Regions from separate parts of the Homo sapiens genome. Here region 2 is linked to region 1. A link is a contact called in ENCODE Hi-C or POLR2A ChIA-PET data. All regions are on one chromosome and are shown on one strand. The core of a region is the stretch at or near the end of the contact, and the rest is flanking DNA. Distances in the headings are between cores, read along the strand shown. Region 1 overlaps LOC105376360 (a long non-coding RNA gene). Region 2 overlaps LINC02669 (long intergenic non-protein coding RNA 2669).

The links. A loop is a pair of places that touch in the nucleus more often than their neighbours do. ChIA-PET counts read pairs that join two places held with the same protein, here RNA polymerase II (POLR2A). Pooled maps may share reads with other maps.
Region 2: a map of naive thymus-derived CD4-positive, alpha-beta T cell shows a loop between it and region 1 (5-fold over the local background). The contact joins two enhancer-like sites. A Hi-C loop is called at or near these places in 4 of 168 maps with a recorded cell type or tissue (Calu3, MCF 10A, PC-9 and 1 more) and 9 of 50 pooled maps. POLR2A ChIA-PET finds 5 or more read pairs at or near these places in 1 of 52 experiments (CD4-positive, alpha-beta T cell).

The regions. Positions count from the first base shown.
Region 1 is chr10:3,666,309-3,670,604 of GRCh38, forward strand. The region is part of intron 1 of LOC105376360 (a long non-coding RNA gene); the gene reads left to right. Among named protein-coding and RNA genes, the nearest start is that of KLF6, 120 kb to the right of the region's middle. RefSeq lists an enhancer at 2,035-2,536. Within about 2 kb of position 2,488, at least 17 of the 41 ENCODE cell types and tissues checked have a DNase peak (open chromatin) inside an H3K27ac peak, as active enhancers do.
Region 2 is chr10:3,451,433-3,455,466 of GRCh38, forward strand. The region is part of intron 3 of LINC02669 (long intergenic non-protein coding RNA 2669); the gene reads right to left. The region is part of intron 1 of LOC105376360 (a long non-coding RNA gene); the gene reads left to right. LOC124902538 (a long non-coding RNA gene) reads left to right here. Exons shown (of 2, transcript XR_007062362.1): 1 at 1-1,257. Among named protein-coding and RNA genes, the nearest start is that of LINC02669, 49 kb to the right of the region's middle. RefSeq lists an enhancer at 830-1,467. Within about 2 kb of position 1,704, at least 4 of the 41 ENCODE cell types and tissues checked have a DNase peak (open chromatin) inside an H3K27ac peak, as active enhancers do.

The DNA.
Region 1 (4,296 bases), core at 1,238-3,737:
CCGTTCCCCCCGTGGAGGAGGTCTCGGACAATGCCTGACTCCCGAGCCGTTCCCCCCGTGGAGGTGGTCTCGGACAATGCACAGAGACTCGGTGTGGAAGACCCGCGCCATTCCCACAGGCGTGTCCTGCTCTTTTCGGGACTGGCTGCAGAAGAGTCCCTGCCTGCAGCTCACCCAGCTCAGAGGATGCTGGTGAGGCCACGCCTCTGGCTGTTCCAGGCAGACCCAGCACCCATGTCAGGAGCAGCCAGTGTCTCCCCAGGACGGCAGATGGAGGCAAACCCTGGTGTCTGAGTGGCTTCAAATAGCTGTACACCTGGAAGCCTCAAAGTGCAGGGAACACGGCAGATGGGGGCAGGTGGATGCCCAGGAAGCTTCACCACAGTCACCTGGCTTATTTGCCCCGGCCGGGCCATTCACAAGGCTTGCTGCTGAAAAGGAGTAGGTAGGCTCTGCCCACCCAGCTTTGCACTGCAGGGCTGGCTCCAACCCACACAGGTAGGCAGCCTGGCAGAGGGGAAAAGCCAGCTCAGTCACTCTTAACCGCACTTGCCTGCTGGCTGCTGCTTCTTTTTCTTTTTCTTTTTCTTTTTTAAGAGAAATTGATTAAGCATTTTTCCTTTTTTCCCTGTTTCTGAAATATATTTGGAGGATACACTATTTCTATTCTGATACTCTCTCCTTAGAGGAAAAAAAAAGTTATTTTTCACCTATTGATGCAGCAAAACGGAACCAGAAGCAGGAGTTCCAAGCCAGCCGTGCCTTTCTCTCCACTTCCTTCCCTGGGTGCAACCACAGCGGCGTGGTAGTGACTGTGGATAGTAAGTTCCTGCATTGTGGCTCTTCTGCCCCGCGTCGAGGGCTGAGCTCCCTGCTCTGCCGATGTGCTTTGCCTCCTGGAAGCTTCAGACATGGAAGCCATGTTCTGCCAGACCAGGAGAAACCCCACTTTCATCCCACGTCTCTGGTTATCAGAGCATCAAATCCAAGTTTGACCTACATTACAGGGCAAGTCGGTCATGAGCACACACTGGACCATGACAAATTGATTGTCGTGACTTTATTGATGTCAAGGGGGATACAGTGCCACGATTAATAATTTACCCAACAGAGAAAAGCTTTTCTTGTCTCTGTGATGCCGGAGAGCCCAAGGTTTGATTGTTCCAAGTCCGAGCACTAAGGAGGGAGGTGCTCACACTTACAGCTCAGGTGAAAATCCACAGCAGAAGATTCCTGGTAGCCTCCTCTCTGCGTGCCCACAAGTCGTCGAGGCAGAAAGTGAAGTTTGTTCTCTTATAACAAACCATTTGGACAGACACTTGGTTTTTCTGTTCTCAGAATTTTTTCTGCTCTACCCAAACTAGGGGTTGGCGTTGCATAGGTACCATGGGCACTTGGGGAATGCCTGTTTCGTTTCATTACATTGAGCGGTGATAAGAAGATTCAGACACTAATTGGCATTTTCCCCTAAATCTCCATGGAAATGCAGTCTCTATTCCAGGGCACCATGTACTGCGAGGACTTTATACTCGCCCTCCGAGTGAAAGGAGAATGAAGGAATGAATACAGAGGTGGACAGGGTCATTTCTGTCCCATAACTGCATATTGTGGACATTTTTCTTTTCTGAGATGGAGTCTCGCTCTGTCACCCAGGCTGGAGTGTGGTGGCATCATCTCAGCTCACTGGAACCTTTGCTTCCCGGGTTCAAGTGATTCTCCTGCCATGACAGGCACCCACCACCATGCCCGGCTAATTTTTGTATTTTTAGTAGAGACGAGGTTTCACCGTGTTGGCCAGACTGGTCTTGATCTCCTGACCTCGTGATCCACCCACCTTGGCCTCCCAAAGTGCTGGGATTACGGGCGTGAGCCACCGTGCCCAGCCTTTTGTGGACATTTTAAACAGCAGGGAAATTAATCCTGAGCAATAAAAAATAAATAAATAAATAAATAAATCATGGTTTTTATTTGAATCTTAAAAAAACAAAACGAAACATGTTTTCACTTTTTTTTTTCCTTATCTAATTTGGCTACTGCTTCACTTTCTCTGCCACCTCTCTTACTGCAGTTTCAACTAAATGACTAAGCAAATTAGATCTTGAGTTGCTTTTCTGGAATGCGGAGAGTTGGAGAATCAGATAAAAGTCGAGGTATCTCTCTCTTCAGCAGCTTCCAGATCGGGGGCTGGAGCTGAGCGGGGGTGTTGTGCAATCCCGTACTGTTGTCGAGCAGGCTTCAGTTCAGGGAGACCAGGCAGGCTGAGGCCCAGGAGAGTGCCCCCTTGCATCTGCCCTGGGGGAAACTCTAGAAGGGGTAGAGAAAATCCGAGAAGAAAGGATATTTTTACACGGTAGGATTGTATTTTTATCCCCGGAGGCTTGCTGAACGCAAGTTTCTGGGTAAGTTACACAATACAGGAAAAGTAACTGTTTAGCGTATAGGTGATACGTGTTGGAGGCCAGAGCGCTCTGCAAAGCCCCGCCCCTGTGTGTGTTGTGTGGTCTGAAAACAAAGAGCAGGCATCACCTTCTGGAGGTGAGGCTGGCCCGGGACTCAGATGGCTCTAACTCTGCGGGTCGCCTGCCCAGAGGCTGCACTTCAGCCGGCGGGGAAGCCAGGATGGATCTTAAGTCATTCGATTCTCAGGCCATAGGTTGTTGCCAAACTGCAGCCTGGAAAAATAGTCTATTGATTTTCTGAGTCAAATAAAGTTATGTTAATGTAGAATTAAATAGATAGTCACATAGCTGTAACATCCCCAAAGATGGAAATACTACACATCAAATGTGCCTGTGGTCTCTTTGTTCATCTGTTCCTTCCTGTTCTTACTGCTATCAGAAAAAAACATACCTAGCATTGCTAAATAAGGCTTGAGAAACAAGCGTGTTTTGTAAATAGCACATCTTCGTACAAACTCATATAATATTTTCAAACCCTGAAGTCGCTTGCATTTTTCTTCGCTATTCACAGCAACTCTGCAAGATGCTCCTCACATTGGGTTTAAATTGTGACATCATATCCAAATTATGTCCCCTTGGGCAACTCAACTAAACTCTTTTCCCCGTTTCTTCATCTCTAAATTGGAATGATAATACAAGCTTCCTCAAATAAATCAAAGTGAGAATCAAACCAGCCTGGCCAACACGGTGAAATCCCGTCTCTACTAAAAATACAACACTAGCCGCGTGTGGTGGCGGGCACCTGTAATCCCAGCTACTCGGGAGGCTGAGGCAGGAGAATCACTTGAACCCAGGAGGCAGAGGTTGCAGTGAGCTGAGATCGCATCATTGCACTCCAGCCTGGGTAACCAGAGCGAAATTCTGTCTCAACAAAAATAAATACATGAAAAGTCAGGTTAGGTATGTGGGTGCTAAGAACCACATGCACATGGAACTGCTTGCCGCTGTCTCCGTTATTTACTAGAGGAAGACACTGATATGGCGCCCAAGCCTATCGCTGGTCTGACCTTTTCACACCATCACAGAGGGGATATGAGGTTGGACGTGTTCTCCCTGCCAGCCTTGCCTTCTTGCCGTCACAATCATCCCTCTAGATATGCCTGCAACAAGGACCCAGAGTCCTAGGTCTTGGCGCCTTTGCTGCCGCCTCCCTGGGAGGGGTCACCCGGCACACCGTGACCTCCTCACCTCACCCCTCTGTAGCCTTCAACCCCAACCCCCCTTCTTCGCATGACAGTCAGAGTGAAGAGAGAAAGTATGATTCAGATGTGTCTCTGCTATTCCACGCTCCCAAAGGCCTCCTCATGTCTCTGGGGGCAAAAGCCAAAGTCCTCCCACTGGCCTTCAGATGCCCCACAAACCCACCACTCCGTCCCTCTGACAACATCTCCTCCTGCTCTTCTGGATCCAGCCACCTCCTTGTGTGTCTTCAAGCTCTGCAGCCTTCACAGGGGCCCCTCCTGCCTGGAGCACTCTTGCTGTGTATCTGCGTAACTTGCCTCTCCACCTCCTCACCTCCTGTCTCCCGCTCTCCGTCCTTCTTCCTGCTGTTCCTTTCCTCCGCAGCACCATTCACCTTCTAACAGGCTGCTCCTCATGACTTCTGTATTTGGTCAGTTTCCCCAAACAAGAACGCAAACTCCACCAGGCAGAGGCTTGCACTTGTTTCGTTCTCGGTGGATCCCCCATGCCCCTGGAACAACACGTAGTGGGCATATGATCAGTATTTGTCGAATGTGTAAATAAAGAAAGGAAGTAAGGAACAAATGAATGGACACATGAAATGTGTTGCAGGCAGAAAAAAGTTAGAAAAGACAACACGACATTGCGCAGGAGT
Region 2 (4,034 bases), core at 454-2,953, 220 kb before region 1:
GTCACATACCCTAACTACCCATGATCGGCAGGAATGAAGAGTGGTGGGCAGGTTGCAGCAGGATCTCAGAACTTCTCTTCCTCCCTGCACCTCCCTGTAAAGCTCCACTGGGCCTGAAGAACCTGTCCATCTATCTTGATAAAGCCTTCAGCTTGAAGGCACCTGCAGTCTGGCCAAGGGTGCCACACAGCATTGTGTAGGACACCCTTTGAATACTTGTGGGTCATTGCTAAGCCGATTCCTCCTCCCTCCTCCTCTTTCCTCTAAATACCATGTTCTGGTTCTGCCTGTTTCTAGGTGGTCATTTCTAGGTCAGAACTATCCTATGCCCAAACAGAAGAGGGCTTGTCTGGGTTCTCAGCAAAGATGCCAGCACTTACAGAGCTTTACTAGGCAAAGCGTGATAGATGATAGATTCTGTGTTTCACCCACACTGCTTTGTTTTCACTGCTGTTTTGCAATGGGTTGTAAACATAACAGAGTCACTGCCAGTGCTAATGATCTGTGATTTTCTAGCAAGGAGGTCAATTGCACCGGGCACCTACCCACACTGCCTACTACCCTTAAAGCAGCAGATCCCATTTATTTTGGGAATGTGAACATCTTACAAACTCACACATTCCACATTGTTCTTCCCTGCCTCCCATGCCTTCATATAAATACAGCATCCCAAGGGAAAGAAAAACTGCCTTTTCATGAATCAGAGAGGATGCTTAACGTATTTGACTTAAAAAAAGTACTTTTAAAGACGTCAAATCCCAAAGTAAGCAGCTTTTACTTCAAAAATAAGCCCACTTCGATGGGAGATCAAAGGGATGGAACTTTCCAAGTTGCAGTTGAATTTAACATTCCAAGAGTCAGGAGGGCAGATTAAAATAGGATTTTGCTTGCAATAACATTTGCGGTCTGTTCAGCATTGTTGAGTGCTTAATCTAGCCAGGAAGTCTGATTTACAGGGAGCTACAGCAGGCCTTCAGCCCCCGGAATTCATCCCAAAAGCAACATGACTTTCGTTTTGAGGAAAGGCTTTGACACAGGGACTACTGCTTTCTCCCAGTAGGGGTTACCAGCCTATTTCAAATCAGGGCCTTTCTTTTCTATAGCAGCAATTGTAAGACAATGAAAACATCCTGTTTCAGAAAAGAATTTGCAAAGAAGTACAACAGGATATTCTCAAACCTGGTGCAAAGTGAATCATCTTATCAAACACAAACTACCTGAGCTATATATTGGTACTGTTTAATTGACAACTCTAAGGTAGGTCTTTGTTTTATTATTATTGTTACATTACTATCATTATTATTATTAATTTGCCATCTTCCTCTCCAAAAAGAACTGTGAATTCTTAAGAATACAGGAAAAGAAGGGACCTCAGGGCTATTATCCCCAAGGCCTTCTGTGGGGCAGGACGATTGAGGCTGGAAGGGGCTGATTTCATCCTCTTCTGAAAGCACTGCAAAAGTGAATTCTAGGGCTTCCTTCCAGAGAAGCCTTCAGAATGACTCAGGAGTCTTTTCATCTCTTCACCGAATTTCTCTTTCCTCACTGTAATTCAATTTAATTTTAGAAAATTAGAGTATAGAGTACTGGCTGCAAACACAAAAACATACAAATGCTACTTCAAAGAGCTTTTACTCTAGGAAGGAGGGCACGCATCTTCTAGTAAGCTCTGATGTTTTTCTCTGACCTCAGTGAAAATACAACGCTTTTTATTTCCAGTCATAGGTTTGGAATGTACTATCACACAGGGACATGCCGCTCAGCCTTTTCTAACCCCCATCGTAACATGCTAAAGAGAAACTGATGAAATCGTTTGCTCAAGGACATGTCTTTTAGCAGATGGGGCCAGAGTTAAACCTTGGTAATGGCTGATTCTAAAATCTAAGATATGATTTCTCATGTGCAAATTCTAAAATCAGGAAAAGTCTGAAAACAAAGTCATATTTGTAGAACTGACACCAAAATACATATGGCAGCAAAAAGTGAGCAGATTTATACAATATTGATGACAAGCTTTCTAAGTCCTTTATTCTGAATATGTATACAATTAGTACAGAAGTATTAACGTATTTTACAAATAGATGACTGCTCTAGCCCTGCTTAGGGTCCTGTGGAAAAATATGGTGAATATACCATATTTTGAAGATTGAAAAAGAAAAGAAGAACTCTGAAGCCTGTATCTCCTCAAGGGTTTTTCTTGGGGACAGTGGACCATGATGTAATTCCTCCCAAGGAAAGTGTAGAGAGCAATAACTCTTGCCGTAGAATACAATATTTTGTAAAACATGCATCAAAATATCAGAACTGAATGTAACCTTTAAGTGAATGTAATTTAACTTCCTCCTCAATTAAAAACCTTCTTTCTGCTGCTGACAGCTGTCCATTCAGCTAACCTGATGTTCTCTATTACTGGTGGCCTATTTATTGCTGCTCAGTCAGGGTTAATAGAAAATTCAGCTGGGCTTGGTGGCTCATGCCTGTAATATCAGCACTTTGGGAGGCCGAGGCGGGCAGGTCATGAGGTCAGGAGTTCAAGATCAGCCTGACCAACATAGTGAAACCCTGTCTTTATTAAAGATACAAAAATTAGCAGGGCGTGGTGGCGGGCACCCATAATCCCAGCTACTTGGGAGGCTGAGGCGGAAGAATCTCTTGAACCCGGGAGGCAGAGGTTGCAGTGAGCCGAGATCATGCCATTGCACTCCAGCCTGGGCTATAGGAGAGAAACTCCGTCTCTAAAAAAAAAAAAAAAAAAGAAAGAAAGAAAAAGAAAAAAAGAGAAAATTCTTCCTTCAGTTTAGCCACGTTGTCCTTCTCCATAACATCCCCAATGGATTCTGTTCTGTCTCATGACCAAGCGGCAGAAACAGGCCCAAGTGTGGTCCTTGCAACGACGGTGCCACTCACAGCACCAGGCCTTCCAGCGGTTGTTTTATTTTATTTTATTTTTACTTTTTTGAGACAGAGTCTCACTCTGTTGCCCAGGCTGGAGTGCAGTGGCACTATCTTGGCTCACTGCAACCTCCGCCTCCCAGGTTCAAGCGATTCTCGTGCCTCAGCCTCCCGAGTATCTGGGATTACAGGTGCGAGCTACCACGCCCAGCTACTTTTTTAGTAGAGATGGGGTTTAGCCATGTTGCCCAGGCTAGTCTCAAACTCCTGAGCTCAGGCAATCCGCCTGCCTCGGCCTCCCAAAGTGCTAGATTACAGGCGTGAGCGACCGCGCCGGCACAGTGGTTGCTTTAAAATTTAATTATTCACTTAAAACATTTCAAAGTGACTTGAGATCTTTCATTCAAAGTTTACACCCATAAATATTTGATGCCATTGGATGGATGCTTTTAGCTTTCTGTAGCTGTGATTTTTACCCCCTAATTTTGTAGATGAAGCTTTTAAAACACTCCACTCATTTGAAATAAAAATAACAAAGGAAAGGCTGAACAAATTCAAGTGTCTTTCCTCTTTTCTGTCTCCTTGCAGGAAAAAATCATATTTCTTGGGCAGAGTGTATATACTGTATCTTTTTCAATGACTGGTTTGAGAATGGAGTTTATGATTCAGGGACCTCAGAAAGGCCGTTGTCTAGGGATAAATTAGATCTAGCTGCAAGTCTGAAGGTGTATGTTTCCAAAATAGTCTTAGGATAAATTAAGCCATTTACTTCTGAGCTGGACTTTTTTTTAATTTAAAAAAATGGATTTTAGGAAACCAAGAAAGCAACATTAACAAAGACCCTGTGAAGCCTGAGAATCTCATTTCCTGATTTCACGGTGTCTTCTAAGTGGCTGCTGGTGGCTAAGGCAGGCCTCATGTTGGCAAATGTTTCTTTCCGTCATACGTGGGTCTTTGGAGACCTGGAGATGGTGCAAAGTCGAATGGATGGCATCCATCCTGTTACTGGGAAATGCGGTCCGGTGGGGTGGGGAAGGTTCCACACACCCACATTCCCCAGGTCACCAGTTACTCTGAGATTTGAAAGCCCTAACAGGGAAAGGACAAGTCCCTGTTCACCGTGCCCCTTGGCAATTGGCTAC